2 separate regions of the Mus musculus genome follow, and region 2 is linked to region 1. A link is a loop called in an ENCODE intact Hi-C map of the cell type or tissue named here. Cell type or tissue: heart. All regions are shown on one strand.

Region 1 (8,000 bases):
ACTCCACCAGAACATATAGTTAGAGCTCTTTCTCTTTTTATGATCACAACACCCATCCTTAACCCTATCAATTCCATACCCACCCTAAACCCCTGTGTCGATGACATTTGCAAATCCTTCGCTGGAGTATTTTCTACGGTTCCTCTCCTTTGCTTCACTTTGCTCTTTTTTTTTTTTTTTTTTTTTTTTCTAGATTCTCCTTTTTCAACACACTCGAAGAAGCCCTTCTGACACGTTCAGACTGTATCAGACTTCAGTGCAACCAGAACACCTTACTCCTTACCAGGTCAGTTACCACAAAATTCTGTAAATGACCTCCAGCTCATCTGAATTTCTCACTCTACTGTAAGATGAAGATGGTCAGAGGTGGTGAGTGCAGCAACTCAAAATTGTGTCACGAATAAGTTCGTACAAATTATCTTCATCCAACAAGATGTTTTTTTATAACACAAAAGCATGTCCTCACCACATACTTCATCTTAAATAAAGAAGCCCCATCAACAGCAGTTTCGGCGCTTCTGGATTCCCAGAATAAGGGTATTCGTATTTTTGAGACTTTTAATTTTTATCCTAATTATTTTTAAATATAAGAGTAATTCATGCATGTAGAGAAATTTTAATCCAGCAACATGGCTGCTTTAGCAAGGGTTCACATCTAAAGACATTCTAGATCTATGTGATCTGGCTGGAATGCAGATATGCTCTGATTAAAGTATCATTTGCCTGAAATACAGACACCTTAGTGCACACCTTTAATCCCTAACAATGTAGGTAAAGTTAGTTCCTAGGAGGAAACAGCCATGTTTGAAAGTGATGCCTAATTGATGGGCAGACAAAGTGATGAATCAGAGAAAGATTTGACAGATGAGTCAGAGAAAGGATATGTCCAATGAACTCAAGACAGCACAGGAAAGGGAGGCAATGAGAGAGAGAGACAGAGACAGAGCACTTTTATACCAGGACAGTTTTTACAAAGACAGGTTTCAGAGAGAACAAGTTAGACACGGGTGAAGAGAGAATGAGAAGGAACCCGGAGATTAGAACAGATTGTCAAAGGTAGTATGAGGCCAAGCAATGCAATTCAGTTAGAAGCCAAGAGAAACTGGATTAAACCAGTCAGCTTGAAAGATTAGATGGTATGAAAGCCTAGGCCAAGGGATGGTTAGAACAGAGAAAGTAATGTGCTGGTCTCAGGCAAGCCATGTATTCGTGCGACTTGGGTATGGCTCTCATCCCATTCCTTCACCTGAGGAAATAAAACTGAGCAAGCAGCTTAGAAGAACTCATAGCCAAAAGTGTATAGAGCAACATTTTAAGTTGTGACTTCCCAATTTCCTTGCCTATGCCCAATACTGAAATGTAGCCTTTGTTAATATTTTCCAGTGGATATTTTCAGATAAGCCTCTGCAAATATATGTAGAGTTAAACTAAATTTGCCTGGAGACTGTCCCCAGTATTTTGAATTGCTACATCAGAACTGCAACCTAACTTAGTCAGCTTTAGCCAGCCAGCATGCTCCCAACTGACCAACTATGTTTGTATGTGGGAGAGATATTGTTCCCTTTGAGAAGGCACAATTAGATCCATAACCTGTAAAGTCTCTCCTAACCATTACTTCCGAGATTTATATTCTTGTGTATAGGACTCTTGTTTACATGTACCGTATGGGCACAGTGCTCATGGACTTCCAATACCCTGGAATTGGAGTTACAGAAGGTTGTGAGCTACCATGTGGGTGCTAGGAATCTAACCTGGGTCCTCTGGAAGAGAAACTAGCGTTCTTAACCACTGGGCCACACTTCCCTCCAGCCTTTGTTTATACAGATTGACTGCCTGGGTTTCTTGATGGTGCTCTCTGAACCTTTCTTTCAGAGCATTGCCAGGTTTTTCATTGTTTGATAAAATAAAACCCTACTAAGTTTAAGTTGTTGAAAGCTTTAATTGTGTAAATGGTAAACCAAGAACGTGGGTGAGGTTGATTCTAAAGGAAAAGCAGAGCATGGGCTTTGATTACTGTAGGCACTTTCCCTTTGTCTCGTGTGTGTGTGTGTGTGTGTGTGTGTGTGTGTGTGTGTGTGTGCTTGAGACAGGGTTTCTCTGTGTAACCTGGCTGTCCCGAAACTCACTCTGTAGACCAGGCTGTCCTTGAACTCAGAGATCCATCTGCTTCTGCCTCCCAGGTGCTGGCACTAGAGGTGTGTGCTATCACCTGCTGGCTTCATGTCTTTCTTCTTGATCAGTAATGTTATTCTCTTTCACTGAAGACAGGCTTTTTTTTTTTTTTTTTGATGCCTCGGTACATAAAAAATTAATATGACTTCTAATCACTCCCACTTGGTAGAGCCTCCGAATTCATAGAAAGCAGCAGACTATAATATAAACAGCAGTGAGCAATCATATGATAAGCCCACTTGTTGATGAGTGTGTGATAGATCTGGTCCCAGAGAAATGAATGGCCTTACCTCCATGGAGCAGAGACAGTGAGAAATTACATCAGTGGCCAATTTGTTGATGAATGATAAGAAGAAAACAAAAAAAAAAAAATGGTTCTGCATGGTTAGAGTCAAGGAATGACTCTAATAGGAAGATGGCACTCAAACTGAGAACTGAAGGAGGTAAACACTAGTCAGACATCCGAGGAAAGGGCAGGTAGACCAGGGAAGAACACCTGGTAATATAAATAAGAGCAAGAAGGACCAGGATTGGGGCACAGTGAGCAGACAAGAGAAGAGAGTAAAACCTTCCAGGGAACTCTGCAAAACTTACTTATCATGATTGCAAGCGGCCTTCGCCTTTTGTGACAGTATTTACAACAGTGAAACATAATTTTGCAATGCAACTTTCCATTTCCATACTGCATACATTCTAGAGGATTCTGCTCAGCTGGGTGTTAGTCTATGAGCATAGCTGAAGTTCAAAAATGAAGGCATCGATTCATAACTCCGAATTTCTAAGCACCTATAGTAGTAATCCATGCTGGTGACACTTGCTTAGAAAATATTCCAGACCCTAGTACCAATGACCCTAATTTCTCCTAGCTGGTGACTATGGGCTAGAGAGTGCGCGCCTGCGCAGTGCCACTGCCGGCTCCGCCCCTCTTTTGGGGTCTGGGAGAACCCGGAAGCCTCTGCGACTTCCTTTGAACGTGTCGGGGGCGGGGCATGTCGTAAAGCGTCGTGAAGCTGCTTCCCTCGGTTCTTCAGACGCCGCGCTTTACGGCGCTGGCTCTGCAGAGCTGAAGATGTCCGCTGCGAGCCGGGAGGAGCGTTCTGGTCCTCCCGGCAGCTTCGCGAAGCGGGTCCTGGTGACCGGGGGTGCTGGTTTCATGTAGGTAACGGTGCTGGTGGCTGAGAAGTTTCTCCCCACAAATCCTAACCTTGCCCTGCGGTTCTCCTTGTCTTTTGCACTTCGGGTCCACGACTTTGCAGATCCGTTATGGGGAGGGTCCCAATGCACAGCCCGGATGTCCATCCGGTTTCCCTCACTTTCTGGCCAGCCAAGACGAGGTTGCTTCGAAAATGCGACTTCTTTAACACCTTCCCCACAAAAAGGGGAACTCAGGAGTGCCTTGCTGCTGTCCCACCCCCTACCTGCCCGGGGGTGTTTACCACCTGTCACTTTTCTGAGAAGCACACATCAGTTTCATTCCCTTTTCTTCCCGCTCTCTGACAAAGCTCCGGCCAGCAGATGAAGGCCTTTCCAAAAGCTCGCCTCTACACGATGTGAGGATCGATCGTAATGGGACTCTTTGTCTTGTCTTCTCTTTTTTAGAAACTGTTTACAAATCCTTTGTTATTCCCAACCTGTTTGAGGCTCACACCCACCTACCGTGAAACTGTCCTTTCTATTTGTGTCAAAGCTTATTCTTAATTTGACTTCTGTTCCCTGCCTCCTTTTCCTTAGAACACTGCTACTATCCCTCTCCTGTTGATCTCGCGCGTTTTCTTTACACTTTGTAGAGTGTGTTCCTAAGTGAGATAGATGCAGCTGCATAGAGTTTTACAGTCATGGTTTCTGTGAGACTTGTAATGAAAGTCCAGGGTCTTTATCCGATCTAGAAGACTCGGGTGCTCGAGCCCTGCTTCCCAACCTAGTCTCTTGCTTTTCTGTACTCGCCCACAACCCTCTCAGGCTTCTCGGAGCACAGGAGGTTAGTGCTGCTTCCCGACTTGAGGCAGTTGCATAGGCTGTTAATTTACCCGCATATCACCTTCAGAGTGCTTATGGGAACACCTTAGGCCACCCATCCACTCAGCACTACCTGAAATTACATTGAGTACTTGTGTTTACTTGTTTATGGCCTTGCCCTTCTTCTAGAGTATAAACTGTGTGAGAGTAGACTGATGTTCATTAAGCTCCCACAGAAAGAAAGGTCAGGGCCATATCGTGAAGGTCTTCTGTAAGAGTTGAGTGGATGGATGCGTGAGCGATCCACAGGAAGTTCTGTCCTTGTAGTGTCTCCTGCATGGGGAGGGGTCAGAGAGTCTTGGTTACTGCCCAAGAACATGCAGTGGGCCTTTTAAATCCACAGACACTTTGCTGAGAGTAGGTAGCAGGAAGCTGAGATTCACTTAATTAACAGACGTGTACGTGGGGAAATGCATGTACTTGCATGGAAGGGCTTGTTCACAAAGAATGTCCTAGAAAATGAAGGAAAGTGAAGTTTTTCACCAAGAACAAACTTCACCTTTACAATTGGCCAGTGCTAGCCATTACTCCCCAGAGCCCAAAATATGTTTATATATATATATGTTTCTTTTACTGAGATAGCTCCATTTCAGGGTCCTCTGAGTTCCAGGAACCACTGTCAGTACCAAGCTCAAACTCAGCTATCATTAATCTAGGAAACCTGGGTTTAGTCCAGAGCCCTCCTGAGATTTTAGGCTTACACAAGCCAACTTATAGTATAGTACCAAGAGAGCAGTTGCAGAAGTCACTGTAAGCATAGGCAAATGACAGTGAGTATGCTGTCATTTGTTATCTGTATAAATCCACCCCAGGCCTTGGAAAGCAAACTGGACTTGTGCAGTTACCCCGACCAGATTTTACATTTCCTGTGCTCACACTCACGGCATGTGTGGGTTCCATCCTTTGATTAAACTTGCTTTTTCTTCATTCTCAGTGCCAGGCAGTTTTATGTGGCACAGGGAAGATACAAGAGTTTGTTTATAGGGTTAAAAGTGCCTGTGTGTGGTGCGTTACCTCTTACTATTTCCGCACCACGCCACGGCTTAGGGGATGTTAAGAATCGAGGGAGGTTAATGCTTGCCACTCACAAAGATCTCGTCTTCTTGTAGTGCGTCCCATGTGATTGTCTCCCTAGTAGAGGATTATCCCGACTATATGATCGTAAATCTAGACAAGGTAAGTATGCAGATGAGCTTCGTGTGCTAAAATCCGACCTCCATTTACCTCCAAGCCAGGGAGCTTTAGGCAGCAGTGCCAGGGAATGGAAGAGTAGCGCCTGGCAAGACATTCTCCTCCTGTGTTTTCTTTGTGGTCGTCCCAGCCTCTCAGGGTCTGCATTGTCATGTGTTCGTGCTGTGTTTAATCTTAGGTCAAAGCTTTTGAAACTTTTATTTTGCTAGCCTACAAACTCAATGTTTTTAAGTGCAGTATTTTTAGCCAAAGAAAAGCTTTACCTTTTAAAAATTCTATATATACTATAATTTTGTGATTACTATTTTGAGAGGGTATTGGCTTTGTAAAATTAACTTTGATTTTATAATTGCTACCTCCCAGAAACATCTGTATGCATATTTCTTTTTAGCAGTAGACTATAACGAAAACCAGTTGCTGCGACACTTGCTTATGATCTGAGCCCTGGGGAGGTCAAGGCAGGAGGGTCTGAACTTTAGGGTGACCCTTGAACTGTACAGCAAGTTCAGGGCCAGCATAGGAGCACATGAGATCCTGTCTACAAACAAACAAACAAACAAAACAGTGAAAATAATTTAGTCTTGACAGTCTTGAAGTCATGGTTAAAGTCTCCATAAAGAGTATGATTCTTTAGTTTGAACAAAAGATACAAATGGTTTTCTTATTTTTATAAAACACAGTGGTAAAAAATGTGCAGGCAAAGAATAGTCATTAACTCTCGGCATATTTTTCCCGTCTTAATGTTCTAAAGAGGTAAGCAGAGTTCTTTTCCATATCATTTATTTATTTGGGGGCAGGGTCATCCGTGAGCTATAGCTGGCATGTAGGGAGATCATAGGACCGTTTGTGGGTGATAGTTCTTTCCTTCCCTATGTGACTCCTGGGTTCAGGCTTGGTGGCAAGTACCTTTGTGCCCACTGAGTCATCCGGCCCACTCTCCAGGTATAGCCCAGGCTACCCCTTAACTTCTGATTCTTGCATATCTGCCTCTTTAGTAAATCCTTCTACTGTGTAAAACCACAACCAGCAGAGCCAGGTGGATCTCTGTGGGTTCAAGGCCGGCCTGGTCTACATAGGGAATTCCAGGGCAGCCAATGGCACATACTGAAACCCTGTCTCACAGTATATAAATAAAAATAAAAACTAATAAACTATGGGTGGGGGTGTGTGTTCTGCATGTGGGCTATGTGTTTATGCGTGTAGTTGCCCTCAAAGGCCAGAGGTCTTGCATCTGGAACACCAGAAGTGCAGTCACAGGTGGTTGTGAGCCACTGATGTAGGTGGTGGGGACCAAACTCAGGTCATCTCGAACAGCAGCTCGTGCTTGGTCCTCTGGAACGGCAAGCAGGTAGTGCTTGTAACCTCCGAGTCATCTCTCCAGTCTCAGCTAGCTCTTTTTCAAATACATTCACTATTTACCACGGTAGCCGAAGAAGATATGTCTAAAGCAGGAGTTTTATCTTCAAGTGCTTGTTCCTTTCCTGTTGAGAACTAAGCTTCTCTAGCTACAGCTGCTGAAGGGAGCTTAAGCAGCGGCTTTTCTTTCTTTCTTTTTTAATTAATCTATTTATTTACTTAACGCCCCAATATCAGCCCCCCTCCTCCTAGTACCCGCCTGTCACAGGTCCTTCTCCCATTCCCCCCATTCTCGCCCTCCCCTAAGCCCCTATAAATCGGTCATTGCAGGAGTAGTACTGAGGCCTGACAAGGCAGCCATACTAGGGAATAGGATCCACGGGCAGGCAACAAATTCAGAAACAGCCCTCATTCCAGTCACTGGGGGAGCCACATAAAGACCAGGCTGCACGTCTGCTACTTATATGTGCCAGGCCTAGGTCCAGTCCATGCTTGCTCTTAGTTGTTGGTTCTGTCTCTGGGAGCTCTCAAGGGTCCAGGTTAGTTGACTCTGCTGGTCTTCCTGTGGAGTCCCTTTCCTGTTTGGAACCCACAATCCTTCCCCTGACTCCTCCACGAGATTCCCCGAGTTCCTGGCTGTGTGTCTCTGCATCTGTTTCTGTCTGCTGTTAGGTGGAGCCTCTCAGAGGACGGTTAGAACAGGAACATTTTTAAAGAGAAACTTGTAACAGCTGCTCTTGGAGTTTGCTCTTCTGAGAAGTAACAGTGACCTGCTTTTACTTTTAGGAGGTCAGAAATTTTAAAGGCGTAAAACTGTGCGAAACCTTAGGAAGACTTGTTCTTGTTTCATAGTGTTAAACATGTAACGACCTTTAAATTAAACTGACACATTGTAGAAAGAGCTTGCTTTGTCCCGTTTCCTCACCGATATTCTCTCTCTTAAGCTGGATTACTGTGCAAGCTTGAAGAATCTGGAACCAGTCTCTAACAAGCAAAACTACAAGTTTATACAGGTACGGAAGTTTTGTTACGGGCACTTGACAGTGCCTCTTAGTCTTGCAGAAACCATAAGCTTTTTGTGTTACAAACATGTTAAAAGTCAGGTAATTCCAGAAGTAGTTCCTGATGGAGAATTCCGCTTTTAGAGGGAAAACAGCTGGAATTTGGGGACCTTGGCAGACCTCTGGGTGCTGTGACGATGACGTGAGTCACACTTGCAGGCGAGCGCCGGTGCTGTAGGGTAGTTAGTGGTGATGGCACACTTT
Region 2 (8,000 bases), 810 kb before region 1:
GATCCACCGGTGCTAAAGCACTGAGGAAACAACTGGCTACAAAAGCCTCGCCACAGAGTGCACCCTCTACTAGAGGGGTGAAGAAACCTCATGGTACAGCGTTACAGGCCTGGTACGGTGGCACAGCAGACGCTCTCAGAAGGCCACTGAGCTTCTGACTCACAGGCTCCCCTGTTAGCGTCTGGTGCGAGAAAGTGCTCAGGACTTCAAAACAGACCTGCGCTTCCAGCGTGCGACTACTGGTGATTTGCAGGAGGCAAGTGAGGCCTAGCTGGTTGGCCCTTCTGAAAGGACCAAACTGTGCTATCCACACCAAACATGCAGCAATTATGCCAAAAGATATCCAGCTAGCCCGCCACACACGCGGAGAACATGCTTAAGAGTCACTATGAGGGGAAACATTTCATTCTCAAGAAATTGTTTTTCTTCTTGTTGTTGTTGTCAGTAGTTCCCCACCCCAACCCCAATGGGGTCAAAGGTACCTAAGTATATGATTGCGAGTGGAAACATAGGGGACAGCATCGGGTATTGGCGTTTTTCCATGTTTATTTGTGTGTGAATTTTTAATATAAATGCAAGATGGAAAGCATTAATGCAAGCAAACTGTTCCAGTGAACACATTTCAACTTCATAGCAATTATAAATAAACATGTTAACATTTTCTGGACAATGCCAGCATTTGGATTTTTTAAAAAATTAATTAAATTCCTTGTTGGTGGCAATAAACAGTGTCTGTAGCATTGTTAGCACCCAGTAGATTCCACCACTCACTATCCTTTTCTGAGATGTCCTCATGCAAATAAGGGCTTTTAATGTTGTCTGTCTTCTGTGCTGTTCCTGTAAGTTTGCTATTAAAATACATACTATTAAAAAAATAAAAATAAAAAAATAAAAAAATTTTAAAAACTGGTTCCCAGTCTACCAAGGTGGCACACACCTTTAATCCCAGCAGAGGCAGAGTTAGAGGCCAGCCTGGTCTACACAGTGAGTTCCAGGGCAGACAAGGCTGCACAGTGTGACCCTGGGGGTGGGGTGGTGGTTAGTTATAACTGGGTTCATTGACCTTAGTTTTGAGGACACATGCAGGTCAGGTGGTGCCACACTGCACTTATGGCTGGAGAGAGAAGACATAAGGGAAAGTTCTATGAGAACAGGAAATGTGATATAGGTCAAGAGAAAAAGAAAACTAAGACAACAAAATGTTTTTTGTCTGTATTCATACTCAACTCACCAAGCCACTAGCAATAAAATGAAATAATCTTATTTGTAATGTGAGAGTGCTAAGATGTCTTCCTCTGCTTGGATCTCACGTGTGTCTCTCTAGTGTGAGAGAGAAGGCACCCCGGCACCTCGGCTCCCTGGAGCTGCTTGTGCGATGCTGGCAGCCTCTTAACAGGGCCACCTCCAGTCCCTACAATTTTCTTTCTACTCAAAAATTCTATTTCTCCTGCTCTAGCTTTCTTTCAAAACCTCTCAGAAAGGAAATTTGAAGAGTCAGCCAATGATATATGCTTCCCTCCTGTGGATTACAACAGAAAAGCCCAGTTTAAATCAGGAAAAAAGCAGGCCACTGAGGTGTGCCACTCCATCTCTACAGTACGAAACTGTGTTTCACGTTTCCTGTTCTCACAGAACTCTCCCTTATGTCTTCTCTCTGCAGCCTTAAGTGCAGTGTGGCAGCACCTGACCTGCATGCCTCCTCAAGACAGAGGCTAATGGACCCAGATATAACTAAGCCATTTAAGAAAACAGAAGCTAACAATTTGCTACTCTGTATCTTAATAACCTCATCACCAATTCTAACAAACAGCATAACCTCTAATTCAATTCCTACAGATACTTTATTACACCAGTGATTCTCAAAATGTGGTCATCTGGGATCCTCTCAGAAATGAAAATTTCACTTTCCATCAAGACCTACTAAATCAGACGTTCTGTAAGTGTGCCCAACTCTTACAAGTATTCTATGTGAGATTCTGGTATACAATCAAGCTGGAGAACCACTGTTTTGGGAGGAAAAGCAGGTTTTGGTATTTGAGGATTTTTGGTTTTTGTTCTGTTTTGTTTAGGGGAGGGTTGTTTGGTCTTGGGTTTTCTTTTGGTTTTGGGTTTGTTTTTAGACAAAGTAAACAGTAGCTCAGAGTGGCCTAACACTCTTTAATTGATGATAATCCTCCTGCCTTAGCTTCTTGATTGCTGAAATCACAGGTATGAGCCAGCACACCTGGGAAGACCACTACACTGAGCCTGCCAGGAAACCACCCCCCCTGTCACTTTCTATTGCTAACTTAAAAGGCTGATTTTGCTCGGCCGTCCGACTTTAAAATGCTTGAAGTGAATGCTATGTACAATTTCCTGTTCCCACCTTCATACAGAGGTAAATTTTATTTTTAAAGATTTTCTTTACTCTGTGTACACACACACAAGGGCTCATGTGTGTGCATGTGTTCTCTCATTCTCTCATACCCCACCTCTCTCCCTCTCTCCCCACCCCCCACCCACACACACACCCCTCTTTGGGTGCTTGTGGAACCAGAAGACTGAGTTGTGAGTAATTACAACTAACTCACTGCATCCTGATCTGGTACTAGGAATGCAACTCCAGTCTTCTGCAAGGCCAACAAACACACTAACCATTTCTCCAGTCCCAAGATAAATTTTCATTAAGCTCTTGGAACACCAGCTCCCAGATGTGTAACACAGAGACTATCACATATCTCTGTGGAATAAGAGCTGGCTTACAGAAATGCTCTTTCCTTCTCCATCACCTGCCATTCTGCACAGGTAATACTCCTGGAAAAGCAACACTGGCTTTCTCCTCAGAGAGGCCACTGGTGCTTTCCTGACGGGAAAACTCGGAGTTTTCTTATAGAAATACCACAGTAGAGAGATGAAATGCTAAAAGTCCTAATCCTGCAAAGAACAGAAACTCGAATAAGGTGCTTGATCTACAAGCTCCTGGATGAGGTAAGGCAAACAAAAATAAGCACTCCCATGTCTGGAGAGTAAGTTAAATCGACACTAAGTAGAGCATAGACAACTTTCCCTTAAGTTACTAAAATAAGTCACTAATGATAACTGGGCACAATCAATGCAGATGGAAAGAATTAGAAAATGAAAGAAAGTTAGAACATATGACCCATACTAAAGTGGTCCAGGCCTTCAAATTCCAATCCCCTCACTTTTGAGGCTGGCTCCAACATCAAATTATTGGTCTCAATATTGCCACAGTACACATTCTGATTTGGGGTTCAAAGAACGTATGGTGATCAGGAAGCCAAAACCAACAAAAACCATACCTTTAATGGTTAAAAACCTAAGCATATGTCTTTAAAAAAAAGAAAGAAAGAAACCCGCATAGACTTCTATGATGGTTTCATCATAAACTGTTCCCAATTTCAGTTCCTCAGTCCCTCCAAATGGAATATTCAACTGTTTACTCTTTCCATGACAACTATCCCCAGACTTACAGGAATGAGTACAGAGCAGTGCCCAGGACAGATGTCACTACAGCACCGTAACCAAGTTGGGAAGTTCAGTGGGCATTTGGGGCTTCAATGTCTAACTCCTCCCCGCTCTGACACCCAAGATAGGACAGGCCTCTATTTTTTGCTATTCTGTTGGGAGTAGCCAACATTCCAGTCTGGAGCCCAGGGTGAAACGTAAGCGCTCCCTATTTTTTTTTTTAAGAGACTTTTTTTTTTTTTTTTTTTTGCGATGACTAGAAAAAGTAACGTCAGTGGGGGGACAAAGTTGAATGTCGCCTTGCTGGGAACTGTGAAGCCACAGCCAGCCCAGCAAGTTAGGCGCCGGGAGCTCCGAGCCCAGAGGTGGGCTTCTCCAGGCACCAGCCTAAGTTGCGCGCCCGACGCGGGGTCGTGAGGGAATGGGACTGGCTTCGGAAAGGGCCCTGGCCCGCCACTCCGGAACCGGGACCCGTCCCGTGCATGCCGCCGTTTCGCCTCCTCCCGGCACCCCCGATCCAGGGTCCCCCGGACGCCGGACTCCCGGCTGCGCTGGCCCAGGCCGCCGAAACCGGCCTCGCGCGCGCGGCCCGCCAGTCCCGCCTCTCAGCCCACGGAACCGGAACCGGGCTCGGACCCAGCCTCGCGCCCCGGAGCGCCGCTCCCAGCCGGGACCGGGACCCGAAGCCCGCCCCGGGAGCAGGGCGGGACTCACCTTCGTACTGCAGGTCCACCAGGACCAGCAGGAACGGGAACACCGCGCCCAGCCGGCTGCCCACCGAGCCGGGGGCCACCATGTCCAAGGGCGCCTGAGCCGAAGAGCAGGAAGGTGCGCGGCCCAGCAGCCCGCGCGGCCAACAGCCCGCAGCGAAGCGCCCCGTCCACTCGCTCGCTCGCTCGGTCAGCGCTCGGGCCTCAGCGGCGGCTGGCGCCCGGCGGCGGAAAACAGCGGTAGGCGGGGCCCGCGGAGCCACGCCCCGGGCGCCGCCGCCGCCCAATCGCCTTCCTTCTGGCCACAGAGCGGCCCAGCTCGCCCGGGTCGTGGTTGGCGCTGATTGGTTGTGGGGGCTGGCGCCCCGCCCCGCCTCTGATAGGATAACGTGGAAGCACAAGACGAGGCTGCGTCCGCTGGTCGTGGAGCTGTCAGCGGGCTCCAAACCGCCGCCGAGCGCCGAGGAGGAAGAGGCTGGGGAGGCCGGGCTGCGGCCGCCGAGTCCGCATGCGCGGGCCCTAGAGCCCTTCTGGGCCGGCCTCGCGGGCTGGCTTGGCAGGGGCGGCGGGTTCCTGGAGCGAGCCCAGATTCCTTCGGGTAGTGTTGGGGGATAAGGCGCCGCCGCCTGGGCTGGTAAGGCCAGAGAGTCTCAGGAAGTCTCCAGGGACGTCCGAGAGAGATGACTGGACTTCTTGAATGAAATGGGGGAAGAAACCCAAATAGCCACTCCGTGGGTGAAAAGGGGAAAAAAAAAGTTTATTCCAAACTGCGAAGGCTGTCTCTCGGGAAAGCAGAGAGAAGCGCTGCGCGGGCTGGGGTGATGGTGGGGATTTATCTTCTGGGTTATATGGGACCTTGACGGGCTAATAGACCCCACTGTCATAAGTTAATGGAAGAGCCAAATGTCCCTTTTCCCAGAGATAGGAGAATAACTCCACTTAGCAAGTAGGAACTATCTTCACCACCACCACCACCCCGAGGGAATGCTGGCTTTTGTCTAGATGCCCTACCTGGGGGAAAGGAATTTCTTGGGGGACCTGACACTATTGAGGTCTGCTAGTGGATCAGAGATGCAAGAGCCATTCTACCAAGTCTCACAGTTGGTCTGGGTGGCTCTCTTAAAATCCGCAGTCCTCTCAGTCTCGCCAAAGAAACTTCCAGAATCACTTTTTTTTTTAGGTTGGCTTAATGGTTTCTGGGGCTATTTCCTGCCCTAGACTAAGTATCTATTGATGCATCCTTAAAATGCTTCCAGTGCCTTTAGCTCACCCTACATAACAAAGTCCCTACCCATTACTTGCTCAGTCTTCAGTATTAGCCCTCTGCTTTCCCAAGCAATGACCTTAGTTTGGAATAAACTTTTCTCTTATACACCCACCAAGTGTCTATTTGGGTTTCTTTACTGTGCCTATTTCATTCAAAGACATAAGAACTTGGACAAGATTGTCGTTAAATTAATCAGGTAGGTTACGCCCATAGCTGCTCTGTTTGAACAGACACTATATGGCAGCAACGTTTTACACATCGCTAAATAACGTGGGTTTGTTATTCAAAGCTTTTGATACCTTAGTGTTACTTCATGCTTACAAGGACTTACACATTATGATGACTTTTGAATGAAAAAAAGGACGTGGCTGCTCTTAGGTATGGTGTAGGTAAAAGGGAGATAGAGACATCTGGGAGAGTGGACATGGCCCTGAGCTGTGTGAGAAAAGGGGGAAGGGAACCAGGTGCAGCAGCCAAGAGGGCAAAGGTTACCAAAAAGAAAAAGAAAGATGGCTGGCCAAAACGGCTGGGTTATATAGGGAAGCGCCTCTGGAGGAAGGGAAGCCCAGCCCCAAAGCTGGAGAATTCTGAGTAAAGGGCTGGACTTGCCTGCCATAGCTGCAACACATAGGGACTGAGGGATGTTGGGAGAACTTTGCTATGTTAAATAGGACCTCAGCCATTTGTCTCAAATTTGAAACCTAACATATTTGTGATTTCCTGAAGATACACTACAAAGGGTGAAAAAAGGAAGAAAGGTCTTGTTCTGTTCCAAAGAAATAGAATGTGCCGGGCATGGTGGTGCATGCCTTTAATCCCAGCACTCAGGAGGCAGAGGCAGAGGCAGGCGGATTTCTGAGTTTGAGGCTGGTCTACAAAGTGAGTTACAGAACAGCCAGGGCTATACAGAGAAACCCTGTCTCAAAAAACCAAATTGGGAGAGAGAGAGAGAGAGAGAGAGAGAGAGAGAGAGAGAGAGAGAGAGAATGTAAAGGAAATGGTTCCTGGTTGGAAGAAATGAGTCCCTGGTGAGCCTTGGTGAAAAGCACACTATTTAGATTCAGGGAATCAGGGCTATTATATCAATTGTCCTCATCTGTAGACTGGGTATGACCCCAAACCCTCAACAGTGAAGTTTTATGAAGCAGGTTAATGTTCTTCTAAACTGTAGTAGTGTCCAAAGATGTTGCTAAAGAGCAAAATATAGGAGCAAAATTAAAAAAAAAAATTTTAAAAAGCAAAATGAAGAAGCGTCAGGTGTTGTTGAAATGTGTTTGTTTGAGATACACACAGACACATGACTCATAAGGTGGAGTGCAAAGGTGGTAGACAAGCCCACTGCCCTCAAGTGAAGACCCCACACAAGTGAGGACCTTCTGGCCAAAGGAACCAACAAAACACTGAAGTATCTTGAATGAGAAAAAAGAAAAAGTGAAAACACTTGTGTCTGATCCCTCGATGTGCCTTATGCTTCTGGCCTTGAAAAGAACTGAAAAGTTTCCTAAGGAAAGGAATTGTTTTTTAAAACAATATATTTGTGTTGTAGACTGTGAATAGCAAGGAGTGCTGAGAGCCTCTCTAACAGTCACTGAGCAAACACCTAAAAATCCTGTATGTAAGAACTACAATACACAAAGTATCCCTTGAGAAAAGATGGTTTTACAAAAAATAACGTCTACTGCTGCTCTCGCGGCTGAGACCTGACAAGGAAGAAAGGCTTGATTAGCTCACAGTCGCAGAGGATATCAGCGCATCGAGCAGGGAGCGCTTGGTAGCTGCGGAAATAAAAGCCTGAGGAATACGGTCCTCGGTCATCTTGTGGAATTAGGAAGCAGAGATAGGACCGGAAGCAAGGCTACGCTGTAATTGTCAAGGCCTTAAAAGCCCTGAAAGCCTACATTAGCCAGCTAGGTCCTATGTGCCAGAGGCTCTACACCCTCCCAAAATGGCACTGCAGCAGGGGACCAGGTGCTCAAAGTACAGTGATGTAACCTGGCCGCAAGAGGTAGAAAGCAAGCGCTACCTCCGAGGATGACGTCACATCCGGCTAAGCCCATGGAAAGGTCAAAGTACTGGGCATGAGATGCAATCAATAGATGGAACCTAGTGAACGCAATCCGGTATGCTCAGGGGAGGTGGGGGGGGGGGGGAGTAGGATGAAGAACAGGAGGTGGAGGAGGGCAAGGAGGAGGCCAAGGGGAAGCTGCCCCTCTTGCCTCTGTCGAGTGTCACAGGAGCATCACATTGTCTAACTAGCATTGAAACCCAATCACAACTCAGGGTGCTCTCTGTTCCTCGACACCGTACACAAGAACCTGTTCAAGCAAGCCATCTTGAGCCGGGGCTGTCTTGTCAGGAACCTTTTAGTCTGTCAGAAGTAGTCTAAATATTATATTGAAAGCAGGAAGTTACCAAAGGGTTTCAAGCAAAGAACTTACCTCATGGGAATGTTTGTTGACAAATTTTAGAGGTCAAGCAATGTGATTGGGAGATTATCACACTAAACTAAACAGAAGAGGAAAGACAGACACAGCAGCAGAGACCGAAGCAAGCTAAAC

Evidence for each region. Hi-C counts contacts between places; a loop is a spot of excess contacts. Peaks named below come from ENCODE experiments on the same cell type or tissue, not always from the same donor. Only the 100,000 strongest peaks of a DNase experiment are listed, where the experiment ranks them.
Region 2: it touches region 1 in a loop (5-fold over the local background); 5 of 42 quality-filtered maps call a loop at or near these places.

The regions. Positions count from the first base shown.
Region 1 is chr14:118,127,971-118,135,970 of GRCm38, reverse strand. It overlaps Tgds (TDP-glucose 4,6-dehydratase), which reads left to right and starts at 3,206. Exons shown (of 12, transcript NM_029578.3): 1 at 3,206-3,327; 2 at 5,298-5,364; 3 at 7,680-7,748. The coding sequence starts at 3,242. In heart, no CTCF peak of the experiment used is centred here; a DNase peak (open chromatin) is centred at 3,160; H3K4me3 peaks cover 1,952 bases; H3K27ac peaks cover 985 bases; H3K27me3 peaks cover 793 bases.
Region 2 is chr14:118,934,350-118,942,349 of GRCm38, reverse strand. It overlaps Dnajc3 (DnaJ heat shock protein family (Hsp40) member C3), which reads right to left and starts at 4,418. Exons shown (of 12, transcript NM_008929.3): 1 at 4,180-4,418. The coding sequence starts at 4,261. In heart, CTCF peaks have their summits at 4,585 and 4,787; DNase peaks (open chromatin) are centred at 3,589 and 4,649; H3K4me3 peaks cover 2,614 bases; H3K27ac peaks cover 1,852 bases.